Regions from separate parts of the Homo sapiens genome. Here region 1 is linked to region 2. The links are chromatin contacts, found by Hi-C or POLR2A ChIA-PET in ENCODE. All regions are on one chromosome and are shown on one strand. The core of a region is the stretch at or near the end of the contact, and the rest is flanking DNA. Distances in the headings are between cores, read along the strand shown.

Region 1 (5,738 bases), core at 2,175-4,674, 39 kb after region 2:
AAGTTCCAGACCAGCCTGGCCAACATGGCAAAACCTTGTCTCTACTAAAAATACAAAAATTAGCCAGGCGTGGTGGTGGGCGCCTGTAATCCCAGCTACTCAGGAGGCTGAGGCAAGAGAATCGTTTGAACCCGGGAGGCAGAGGTTGCAGTGAACCGAGACTGCACCATTGCACTCCAGCCTGGGTGACAAGAGCAAAACTCTGTCTCAAAAACAAACAAAAAACAATGTGGGGGTGAGAGGCACTGACCACCTTGCACAGTCAAAAACCCACATATAACTGTGACTCCCCAAAAACTTAACTACTGTTGACCAGAAGCCTTGCCAATAAAATAGTCGATGCACTCATATTTTGTATCTCATATGTATTATAGACTGTATTCTTACAATAAAGCTAGAGAAAAGAAAATCATAAGGAAGAAAAAGTATATTTACTACTCTTTAAGTGAAAGGGCATCATTATAAAGGTCTTCATCCTTGGAGACTGAAACTTAGAAATCTTCACATTGAGTAGGCAGAGAAGGTGGAAGAGGAGGAAGTGGTCTTGCTTTCTCAGGGATGGCAGAGGAGGAAGAAAATCTGCCTATAAGTGGGCCTTTGCCATTCAACCGCATGTTGTTCAAGGTCAACCATACTATGAACTCCAGATACCTTAGTCTTGCAAACGAAGGCACTGGCCACAGGCTCAGCTCTCACCTCCAATCATCCTTTGCCTTCTTCACCATTCTGCAAACACACCTTGTTCTTTCTTCCTTCCTTGTCTTTGCCCTTTTTTTTTTTTTTCTATCTTCCTAATCTCCCCTCTGGCCTTCGTACTCCTAGAAAAACCCTACCCACCCTTCAGAACACCAGTTTAAAGATCACCTCAAAGGCTTCTACGAACCTGTTATTCCTCCCTCCTCTACGTTCCTCTACTAATGATACTCAGAGGGCCACAATACACTGAGCAAGTGGAGCTGTCATTCTGCTCAAGATAAATCTGTCTGTGGGCCTGTCAGCAGAAGTGAGTTTTGTTTTGTATACTTCCATCACAAAATGTGATACAATGTGTTGTGCTCAAAAAAATGTTTGCGGAATCCATTTAAAAACAAACCCCCAAAATGGTATCTTTCCTTTGCTCTGTGCTGGCAAAGCCTGGCCACCTCCTTGGTTCATGCCCTCGACCTCCACATCCCCTTCTCATCCCCGGCATTTCTGATCTGTGGACAAAGGCTGGGCATTAAGAGATTTCGGAGTCTAGGCCAGGAAATTGATGTTGTGTTTGTTTTTATTTTTGTCTTTTGGGGTTTTTCGGTTGTTTATTTGCTTTTTAGAGTCAAAGTCTCGTTCACTGCAGCCTCAAACTTCTGGGCTCAAGTGATCCTCCCACCTCAGCCTCCCGAATAGCTAGGATTACAGGTGCACATCACCACATTTAGCTAACTTGTTTTTTAATTTTTTTGCAGAGAGGGGGTCATGCTATGTTGCCCAGGCTGGTCTTGAACGCCTGGCCTCAAGCATCCTCCTATCTTGACCTCCAGAAGTGCTGGGATTACAAGCATAAGCCACTGCACCAGCTTTTTTTTTTTTTTTTTTTTTTTTTTTTTGAGACAGGGTCTCGCTGTGTCACCCAGGCTGGAGTGCAGTGGCTCAATCAAAGCTCACCGCAGCCTCTACGTCCCTGAGCTCAAGCAATCCTCCCACCTCAGCCTCCCAAGTAGCTGGGACTACAGGTGCACACCACCATGACTAACTAATTTTTGTATTTCCTGTTGGGACAGGGTTTTGCCATGTTGCCCAGCCTGGTCTTGAACTTCTCAGCTCAAGCAATCCGCCCACCTCAGCCTCCCAGAATGCTGGGATTACAAGCATGAGCCACTGCACCCAGCCTATTTTTGTTTTTAAGAGCTCATAAGCTGACTCTGATGATCAGCCAAATTTAGAAACCACTGGACTTTGCATACTTTCCATTTTCATTAGTTCTAGGAGTCCACCCCATCGGTTCCTGCTTCCAGATCTCTGCCCATTTCATGATGGGTATTTACTTCTAGGATAAGCCTACAGCTTCCTGACTCACCATGTTACTTTCTGATTAAGTAATGAGAGATGTGAATTCTTCCTTCATTTATTTTATTTGTTCAACAACAAGTATTTATGTAGCTTCTTTCAACAGCTAGTGATACTTGGCTTCATATAAGATTACCCACTAACAATTTGATCTTGAACTCTTTCCTCAAAGGAAGATTTTTTAAAGCATAGAGCAATTATGTATGATTCCAATTCAGGACAAAGTAGGCGGTAACTTACATTTTTAGCTCTTAAGTGGGTGCTCACGGCCATATGTAGCTCCTGAGTGTGGAGATTACATCCCAAATATAGAACAAGGCTCATCTATACAGTATAATTGTGGAATTCTAAGTCTCAGTCTCCAAGCCACAGAAACGAGGGAGCTATTCAGAGAAGTGGATTCCTTCAAGCAAATATTCTATACTTTCCCCCAATCACCATTTTTTTCAATAAATCAGGTTGCAGCTGAGAAGATGCCAGGCTCATATATTCTCCCTTCAAATTTATGTATTTGATACTTTCTATTCGGTTTTTTTGGAGGTTTCCTCAACCCAGAAAGGGTGGCTGCTGATCATCTCTTCCTGAACTATTGTTACACTTGCCCAAGTACCCAAGCCCTTGCGTGTGACACACTTGTGCACCTGGAATCTCAATTAGTTCCAAGCAATATAAATAGAAAAAGTGGCCACTGGTAATGGATATAAAATGAAGTGGCAGAAGGGCACTTTTCAAGGCAGTGAAAATACAGCTTTGACAATGGACACAGGGAGTCGTAACACCCGGCAGGCTCTCATTTGGTCTGCACAGAGGAAAGCGTGGTGTGTAAACTCCAGACGTATCTAATGCAGAGCACTTGTTCAGAAGCCCTAGTGCAACATCCGGCTTTTGTTCATGTCCATAGGCGTCTCTTAGAAAAAAAGAACCCAAAGCACATAGAGAGGAAGCTGCTAAAACACTGACTTCTAATTAGATCACTAACATCACTGGAGGAAAAGGAAAATGGATCTGTCTACTGTTTCCTTAAAATCCGCTACTGCTTTATCTAAAAGCTATAAATGACAAACATCCTAAATAGCGTACTGTACTTGGGTTCAAAAGTTCAGCAGTATCTGGAGAAGTGGTAGCACCCTCCCCGAGGAAGGACCAACCTGGGGGCTACAGAAGGGTTATTGAACCTGGCTCCTCCCACTCAGACCATCTGCAAAAGCTTAGGTCTTTGCAGCCATTCTGACCTTCAGGCCTAGAGTCGTTACTCAAACTGCACCTGCCCGGGATTGGGTTTCCTGCTAGTGAATGATTGTTTCTTTCCTTTAGTCTGCAAACAGCTGTCACGTGATCAAGTGGCAGGCAGAATGGAGGGAGCTGGCCCCTTGCAAAAGGGCTGAGTGGGACACCAACTTGGGTGATTCATCTCCTTCAAAAACCTGTTCCTGAAATGCTTTTGTATGTTTATATTGCTTCTTGTTTCAGCTCATAGATAATTAAAGCCTGTCAGAGATGGGGCTCTAACCTGGAAAATATACTATCTCTATACTCATTAGGGCTCATAAGGATGAATGGGGCTCATTGTCTTTCCCTTTTCCCTTTGACCCCAGTGATTCCTAAATCTATGGTTTATAACCTTGCAAAAAAATGAGGGTAACCTTGAAAAGGAATGCACTGTCTCCCTGTAACAAGAGATTACAGTTGCATGCCAGAATCAGTTATACCTGCTTGCTAGACATTTTGCTAATCCAAATAATATGTCCACAGCATGCGTAAAATAACCTTGGACATTTTGACAGTAATGGAATAAAATCTTAGAGGCATTTTCACTCAATAAACATCTTGTGGGGGAGGGGGGATTTACATAACATTTGTACATGTTATTAGGAGATTCTACCCAAGAGGACACTGGCATGCAAGGAAGTGAATTGTTATAGTTACTCACAAGCAAAGTTAAATATTACAAGAAAAGGGAAGGTTATTCTAGCCAAACTTTCTGACAATAAAGAATCACGGCTTTCCCTCAAAAGGACAGTTCTATATTTAATTTAAAGAAAACACACAGAGCTATATCTATCCAAAATGCTTCCCAATGATTAATCGAAACAGTATTCCTTCTTGGATGAGAGTGAAGCAGTAGGAATGGAGAACTGTCAAATCTTCCAGACCTCTAGGCATCCAAAATCAATGCAGAGGTTAGAGTGTTGCTTGGCAGTGGCTTTCCTCCCGAGAATTTCACTCCTGCATATCAAGAATGCTATTGGATTTTTCACACACACACACACACACACCTTGGACATGCCACAAGTGTATTCCTCCTGCTGAAACACAATTATAAGGCTAACAGATCAGATGAGCATGCATTAAGTGGAAAAGCAGGCAGGTTTAAATTGGACTGCAGAGTTATCACAGGTAGAGAAACAAAATTAGTTTATAAGAAAATAAAAAAGAAAGCACTCCTTATTACTCACCCACATCCCTCACCTTCCCCTGTGCCAGCGTTGGCCCTGGGCTTACTAGGATGTTTAAAGGCCGACAAGAAGAAATCCTCATCTACAGCCTTAGCACTTAATGTGGGTAAATGTCAACTGTTGGTACCCAGGTGTTGAATAGCGTCTGCCTTTACTTTTAAGCAATAAGACAAGATAGGCTGAATACTTGTGGGTGACTATTGCTTTGCTCAAGTGAATACCAAAATGACTCTGAACACATGAGAAACATAATAATTCTTTCGAAATGTCCTGACTGAAGCACCTCATTTTAGATTACAAAATGGATTTCATACATTTCAGCTAGAAAGAAAGAAAGAAAGAAAGAGAGAAAGAAGGAAAACAGGCGGATCAGTTTATTTTCTGAGCACAGTATTAATGACATGATGACATCACCAACAGCCAATCAGAAAGCTCTCTGGTGTCTGGTGTTCTAACACCATTTCATATTTATGGATAAGCACCAGAAGGGTGTCAACCCTAAGCTGCATTTCCCTCCCTACTCACTTCTAAATAAAGTGCTTGCTTTCATTCAGCAGCCAAACTAACAACAAAAAAAAAGCCCTCACAGTAGCTCTTCCTCCTCATCCCAGCCTGTTTTCTGACAATTCTGAAACAATAAGTGGAAGGAGGGGGAGACTGGCTGGAACTTTGTGTCACCGCTTCCTGCAAAGCCGCTAAAGGCATTCTGGAGCTTCTGAAAAGTCCTCATTGACAAGCCAAAGCCAAGGCTTCATCTGCAAAACCCCTAAGAGCAGACAAAAGGGAGATTATTTGCAAAAGGCAGGTTAGGGGTGTCTGTACTCAGGAAATTGATGCAATTGTTTTTCCCCTCCCAACCATTTTTTAAAATTATTATTTACTCCTAGTACTTCCTCACCCTCTAAAGCACTTTTGAAGAAGAGAGTGAGAAAGTTAACCTTGCCCAGGTTAATCTGAGGCCAGCGCAGCCCGAACAGTTCATAAGTTCAGTTTCCCACTCCGAGACCAATGGAGGTCAAGGGTCACCCATGCACCCAGGAACAGGACAATAGGGACGAAACTGTCACATCAATGATGGCACTCTGTTCTCAAGGTTGGTGCTAATTGCTGGGCTGCTGAGAGATGTAATGGCCAGAGCAGGAGTAGGGCCCACATTTATTTTTGGTTTGACATCAACGATCTGTATTGAACAGAAATTAATAATGCATTTCAAATTCGAGGCAGCACAAAGGAGGT
Region 2 (6,048 bases), core at 2,006-4,505:
ATGTACTCTATGACACCTTCTGAAGAATAATACAAATAACAAGAGGCCCAAAATGCATTATTAACTGGTACCTATGGATTTCTTCTCCCATAAAGTGATACGAGCAATACCCCCAATGTGGATAGAAACAAAAATGCCTCTTGGAGATGTACTCTGGGACTATAGATAGTGGAAGTACACAAAGGAAAAAGCATGGAATTCTTTTTGGGATTGATTTCCCTACAGTTTTAAAGTATGTTTTCTTCCTATGTCATTATCAGAGTTAGCATACTTAAAATAGAATTGGTGGCAAATGTGGGTGTCAAGGCCGGGCGCAATGACTCACGCCTATAATCCCAATACTTTGGGAGGCCAAGTCGGGTGGATTACCTGAGGTCAGGAGTTCGAGACCAGCATGACCAACATGGGAAATCCTGTCTCTAGTAAATACAAAAAATTAGCTGGGCGTGGTGGTGCATGCCTGCAATCCTAGCTACTTGGGAGGCTGAGGCAGAAGAATCGCTTGAACCCAGGAGGCGGAAGTTGCAGTGAGCCAAGATTGCGCCATTGCACTCCAGCCTGAACAACAAGAGCAAAACTCCATCTCAAAAAATAAAAATTAAAAAAAAAGGTGAGTATCAAAAGGGAGTTCTATCCATAATGAAATTATTAACCCAAAGGAAGTCTCAGTGCTAATGGGCCCTCATCACTAGGTATGTGCCTTGCCATGATATTTCTGTAGATCTGAGTCAGTTACATATTATTTATGTCAAAAGTACTAATAGATTAAAAAGGGAGGGAGGTGGAGAGAAGGAAAAAGACAAGGCTTTGGTCAAGTCCACGTGTGCTGGTCTAGCCATGCAGTCATGTGGTTTCTCCTGGGCTCTTCCCGAAGGGCATGTCCTCACAAACCTTCTATGAGCTAAGTCAGGAGGGGGAGACGGGCAGGAGCCACATGAAACAGCAGGGCCAAGGGTATTACCCTGGAGTCAGCAAACACAGCCACGGAGCACAGACACGGCAAATATTCCACAGGGAAAAACCACCGAGGGCAAAAGTGGCCCAACTGCTGGGAGACCTGGTAGTTAGAGGAAAGCCTTTTTTAAACTCAGTGGAAAAGGCCCACATACAGCAGGCACCAGTATAATTACCAAAGCCACCAGGCCCGTCTGCCAAGCTGGGCTGATGTGGCCTCTTGACCAGGTTTTATTCTTGGCGGCTGCTGCACTCTTCTCCCTCTGCTCTTCCTGCTCCTGCTACTAAATAAACTAGCAGATGCTGGCTTCATGTACTACAAACCCTGAGCTATCTATCTTCTCGTTTGTTTTGGCATCTACTTCAAATGGTAAAGCATCTGTGAAACGGACCAAAGCACTCCAAAAATCTACTTCAGGGTCATTTTCAAGAATTTATTTCTACACTTCCACAGACCGTTTTGAATTTCCCTATCAAAGATATAACAAGCGTGATCCACACACAATCACCCAGTCATTTTTGTTATTTGTCTTCTCTAGGCAAATACATGTCATTGTTCAAATACCAGCGCGGGAGAGAAATCACAGTGTGCTTTTAGTTCTATACCAAATTTCATCCACTCCCATTTCTCTTCGTTCTCTGTGCTACCTTATTCACTCTTGTGGCTTCATCACCAGCTGTGTGTCAGCAACTCTGAAATTACTATCTCCATCCCAGACCTCTCTGATCAAACCCAGACCCAGATATCCAAAGACCTAATGGACATTTCAAAAACAAACTACTTAAAACTGAACTCCTCATCTTCCTCTTGCCAAAGTATTTCAGTACCCACTGCTTTCTCCTAACTCATACTTTGAGTCATCCTTGACTTCTCTCCTTTCTTCGGCCTCCCATCTTGTCAATAAAGCTATCATGCCTGAGCTATGCTCTATTAAACAAGAAAAGTTACACTTCTGTCTGATTTAAGTGTGCTTTCTATCTCTCTCTTCCAGATTCCAGCAAGTATTGCTGTATGTGTCAGTCTGCACTCACTGTGTGAGGTTGGCAAATGCCCTGTTCATTCTCTCAGCTCTCCCTCCAGAGCATGCTCCCATACACCAATTTCAAAAGCACTAGAGTGCACTGAACACGATAGGTTTCTTTGTATCTTTGGGTGGGGGTGGTCATTCAAAAACCCAAAAGAGAAGTTCTCATTTCACAGCAGCAGCATCTCCAAGGAAAATTCTTCCAGAGTGAAACAACACCACAGTTCATAAAACAACACAAAAGGAATCAAACAAGTCTGTTAAACAGTAACGAACTACAAAGCCAGAACTAACCTGGATGGAGACTTAAAAGACAAAGTTGTGGCAGGAAGAATACCAAAAAAGTTGGGAATGGGAAAAGTCCACTCACTGATTCAGTTACCCTCTGTAATTACAGACACCCAGACACCCTCACATCTTTCATTCAACATTAATATTTTTTCAGCCTGTCCTCAACCTGTTGAAATACAGCTCAGAGGGAAGTATTTTAGAAAGATGCATTTCCTCAACTTTGACTTTTCAACGCAACTCCAAGTAGAATTTTCAAAGAATAAAATGTCTAATTAGGAAGAACAGGCTTACAGTTTCAGCTCAGTTCAACTTTGTTGAGAAAATATTTCGGTCAATGGCTCAATGGAATGAGGTCCTTTTCTTTCCTATCTTCGGAGAGCAGCGTCGCCATTTCTAGGACTGACCCCACACAAGGAGTGTTGACTGTAAACTTTCAGGGTATCACTCGACAACCCAGAAACTGGTGGCAGCTGGAAGGACAGAGGTCATGTGTGCTGCTTTCTATAATAAAATTCTTTTTACCCCTGGGTTAAGTTGATTACTCAAACTCTCAGACTCCTCCTCCTCCCCGCTTCCAGCCTACTCGCATTTTCCCTAGGCTGATTGACTCTAGGAAAACAAGTATTGCATTATGCTTGACTCCTTGGAATGAGATCAGTTCTCATTTCAAATTCCCTTTCAGAACAACCCCAAGGCCACAGACCCTGTAAAAATCCCAGATGCCCAACAACTCAGGAAGGCCTAAGCTATGACAAGAAAACATTACTTAAGTAATAATCAGCAAATGCATCCTAAACCCGGACTGGTATCCTCTGAGGTCTCTTCCAAGGCATTTGGCAGGAACACGTCTGTAAACCACCCAGTCTCACTCTCGGCTCCTCCTCCAAGGCAGAATGGCCAAGGCAGAGGCTTTAGTGCACTGTTCGGCAGTGATTTTCTCCAACTGGCACCATCTGTGCACACCCTGCCAGACTTGCTGACAGAGCAGGCTGCACAGACCATTACTAATCTCCCAGGGTCAGCTGGGTCAGGCCTGCAACAGGATGCCTATAGATTTCAAAGGCCGGTGTTCTCTCCGTGCCAGCTAATCGATCTATGTTGGAAAGCAAGCACATTTTTATTCCACCTTCTTTTAAATTTCAAAGAAAAATCTCAATTTTAAAGCTCTTCATGTGGGAACTGCTTGCATGTAATCAGTGTCCTGATACCAGTTATGTTATATGAGATCTTTGGAGGATGGGGCTTACCCATTGATCCTTTGCCAAGATTCAGTAGTAAGGCCAGGAAGACAACTTTGCTCAGACAACAAAAGGCCTTCTAAATAGCACCATCGGGAATGGACTACATGGATCAAGATTCAGCCTCAACTGCAAAGTCCTCTTAGCTGAGTCTGCAAAAGAAGAATAAATGCTACTCTACCAGGATCTTATCATGTGAGCTCAGGCAGTGTCACCAGGACTGGTAAAGAAAATCTCAGCATCATTCACCATCTACTTCAGAATTCATCTGTGAATGCTGCCACCCACTACCAACTGCCTATCAAGTGTTTACTAAATGTCAATTGTGTGCCAAGAGTCTGATATTCCCTCAAACTTCTGTAGTTTCTTTTGCTGAGGAATGGGATAACTGAGTCTAGTACTCAGCCATATAGTAGGCTAGACAAATCCAAAAGCCCCTTGAAGGCGGGATCATATTGATCCTGTTTCAAGGTGTTACCACTTAGCACAGACTTTTTCAGGCTTGTTGCAGTAATTCTATTAAAAACCCTTTTAGATAATTATATAAATACAACTAGGAGGAGGCAGTATCAAGATCAATTACTGTAATCATTTCTTTGTAGATGATGTTATTCTAGATCTTCAAATAAAACAATGACTCAGTCTGATAGAGTCAAAAAACTAACAGCCACAAAACTAAGACATTACTACCAGCTCCAAAGAGACCAGATCTTTTGTTTACAATAATTAAAGGTTTAAAGAAATTTCCAGATAAGTGACTTCATCTTCTTACTCTTGCTTACATATCAGTTTCTACACTTAACCAAACCCTAACAGAGTTTACATGGGGCTAAAGGGGTGATAGTAAAGAGGAATTTGTGAGCTGAAATATAATTAATAATTCCTCTAACCCAGATCATCTTCCTTGTAAAAATATGGGTTTGTTAAGAAGCCAGCAGAGAGGTTCACAGATCTGACATGGCCACTTAGGCATAACTGGAGACTCAGGTCTGCATGAGTTCTCATTGAATAATTTCTTCTTCCAATATTTTTCCAGCTTCAGGTAACCAGAGAAATCTCCAGGCTAACCTGGTTCCTAACACGTCTATTCTTCCCAACTCCTCCCTTTGCAAGGGAGTCCCTATATTGTCTAAAAATAAGTCACGCAATCACTCGGCTCCCCTCCAACTATTTAGTATCAAAGAATCACTGCCATGTCTACAGCAGACATTTTCTCAGCCTTTAGATTTCCTATCTAGATAGCACAAAACAAACTGAACACATAAAACAAATGGGAACATTTATAATGAGATCATGTTTCACATCCACCACGCCTCAACTCACCCTTCCCAAGACATCAGGTGCACTGAAGAAGATCTCATTCCATTTAACTTACAGAAGGCACACCTTCACAGTCCAGGATGATGTGTTTTGATCTTTCAGAATTAACACTTGACTAGGCCTAACTTCACATCTTTGGCTTTCAATGTAAAGTTTTATGATGTCTTTCCTCCACATCCAGTCCCAATTCCTTCTGAGTGTCTCTGTGATTCTAGACAACAGCAACCACTTTTTTAAACAAAGACTTCCCAGCATTCAACTTCATTTCTGTCTGTTTGATTCTGCTAGAGAAAGAGAGATAAGAATCTAGACAGAGGCTTTCATAGTGTTTTACCTGTAACTTGTCTAAACCACCAACTGACAAATACAGTCTCTGCCATTAAGCACCCCAGGTACCTACGGTGTAGAAGTAATTGCACAGACCTGTGCCTCTAGCATCACTTCCAGCATGGAAGCAACAAGGAGAATGATCAGAAGGCAGGATGCCTAGACGATAGAATGATAAATCCTCACGAAGCCTAAAAATATCAAGTCCAAGCAAGAATCATGGCCAAAATATTGCTATGGAACTCATAGAAAAAGACCTGAACAACAAAATTCTAAGTGGAGACAGTAAAAAAAAAAATCCATGTTTCTTAAACAGCCCAACCATCCACAAAGAAACAATCAGGGCTGGGTATGTGGCTCACACCTGTAATCCCAAAACTTTGGGAGGCCAAGGCGGGTGGATCACTTGAGGCCAAGAGTTCGAGACCAGCCTGGCCAACACAGTGAAACCCTGTCTCTACTAAAAATACAAAAAAATTAGCCAGTCTTCGTGGCGCGTGCCTGTGATCCCAGCTACTAGGGAGGCTGAGGCAGGAGAATCACTTGAACCTTGGAGGCAGAGGCTGCAGTGAGCCAAGACGGTGCTACCGCACTATAGACTGGGAGACAGAGCGAGACTCTGTCTCAAAAAAAAAAAAAGAAAAAAGAAAAAAGAAAGAAAATCGGGATAGATATAGGCAGACAGAAGTCTCTACCACGATTATCCTAACAAGGTACTCACAATATCTTGAATTTTGCCCATTTCTTTTTGATTTCTAAGGATTTAATGATACTTCACCAGCCTATTACTGAAAGGTAGGGTTTCTTATTTTTTTAATTCTCTTAGCAATTTACCATTGCTAAATGTGAACAGTAAAACATACAATTTAATGTTTACTCTACCTTTAGAGTTT

What was found. A loop is a pair of places that touch in the nucleus more often than their neighbours do. ChIA-PET counts read pairs that join two places held with the same protein, here RNA polymerase II (POLR2A). Pooled maps may share reads with other maps.
Region 1: a loop to region 2 is called in a map of endothelial cell of umbilical vein, with 4 times the contacts of the local background. The contact joins two enhancer-like sites. A Hi-C loop is called at or near these places in 5 of 168 maps with a recorded cell type or tissue (MCF 10A, endothelial cell of umbilical vein, esophagus muscularis mucosa and 2 more) and 7 of 50 pooled maps. POLR2A ChIA-PET finds 5 or more read pairs at or near these places in 7 of 52 experiments (GM12878, HEK293T, K562 and 4 more).

The regions. Positions count from the first base shown.
Region 1 is chr6:21,844,522-21,850,259 of GRCh38, reverse strand. The region is part of intron 4 of CASC15 (cancer susceptibility 15); the gene reads right to left. Among named protein-coding and RNA genes, the nearest start is that of CASC15, 180 kb to the right of the region's middle. RefSeq lists enhancers at 2,994-3,123, 3,154-3,203. Within about 2 kb of position 3,424, at least 4 of the 41 ENCODE cell types and tissues checked have a DNase peak (open chromatin) inside an H3K27ac peak, as active enhancers do; they include endothelial cell of umbilical vein and heart right ventricle, where a contact is called at or near this core.
Region 2 is chr6:21,882,823-21,888,870 of GRCh38, reverse strand. The region is part of intron 4 of CASC15 (cancer susceptibility 15); the gene reads right to left. Among named protein-coding and RNA genes, the nearest start is that of CASC15, 220 kb to the right of the region's middle. Within about 2 kb of position 3,255, at least 13 of the 41 ENCODE cell types and tissues checked have a DNase peak (open chromatin) inside an H3K27ac peak, as active enhancers do; they include endothelial cell of umbilical vein and heart right ventricle, where a contact is called at or near this core.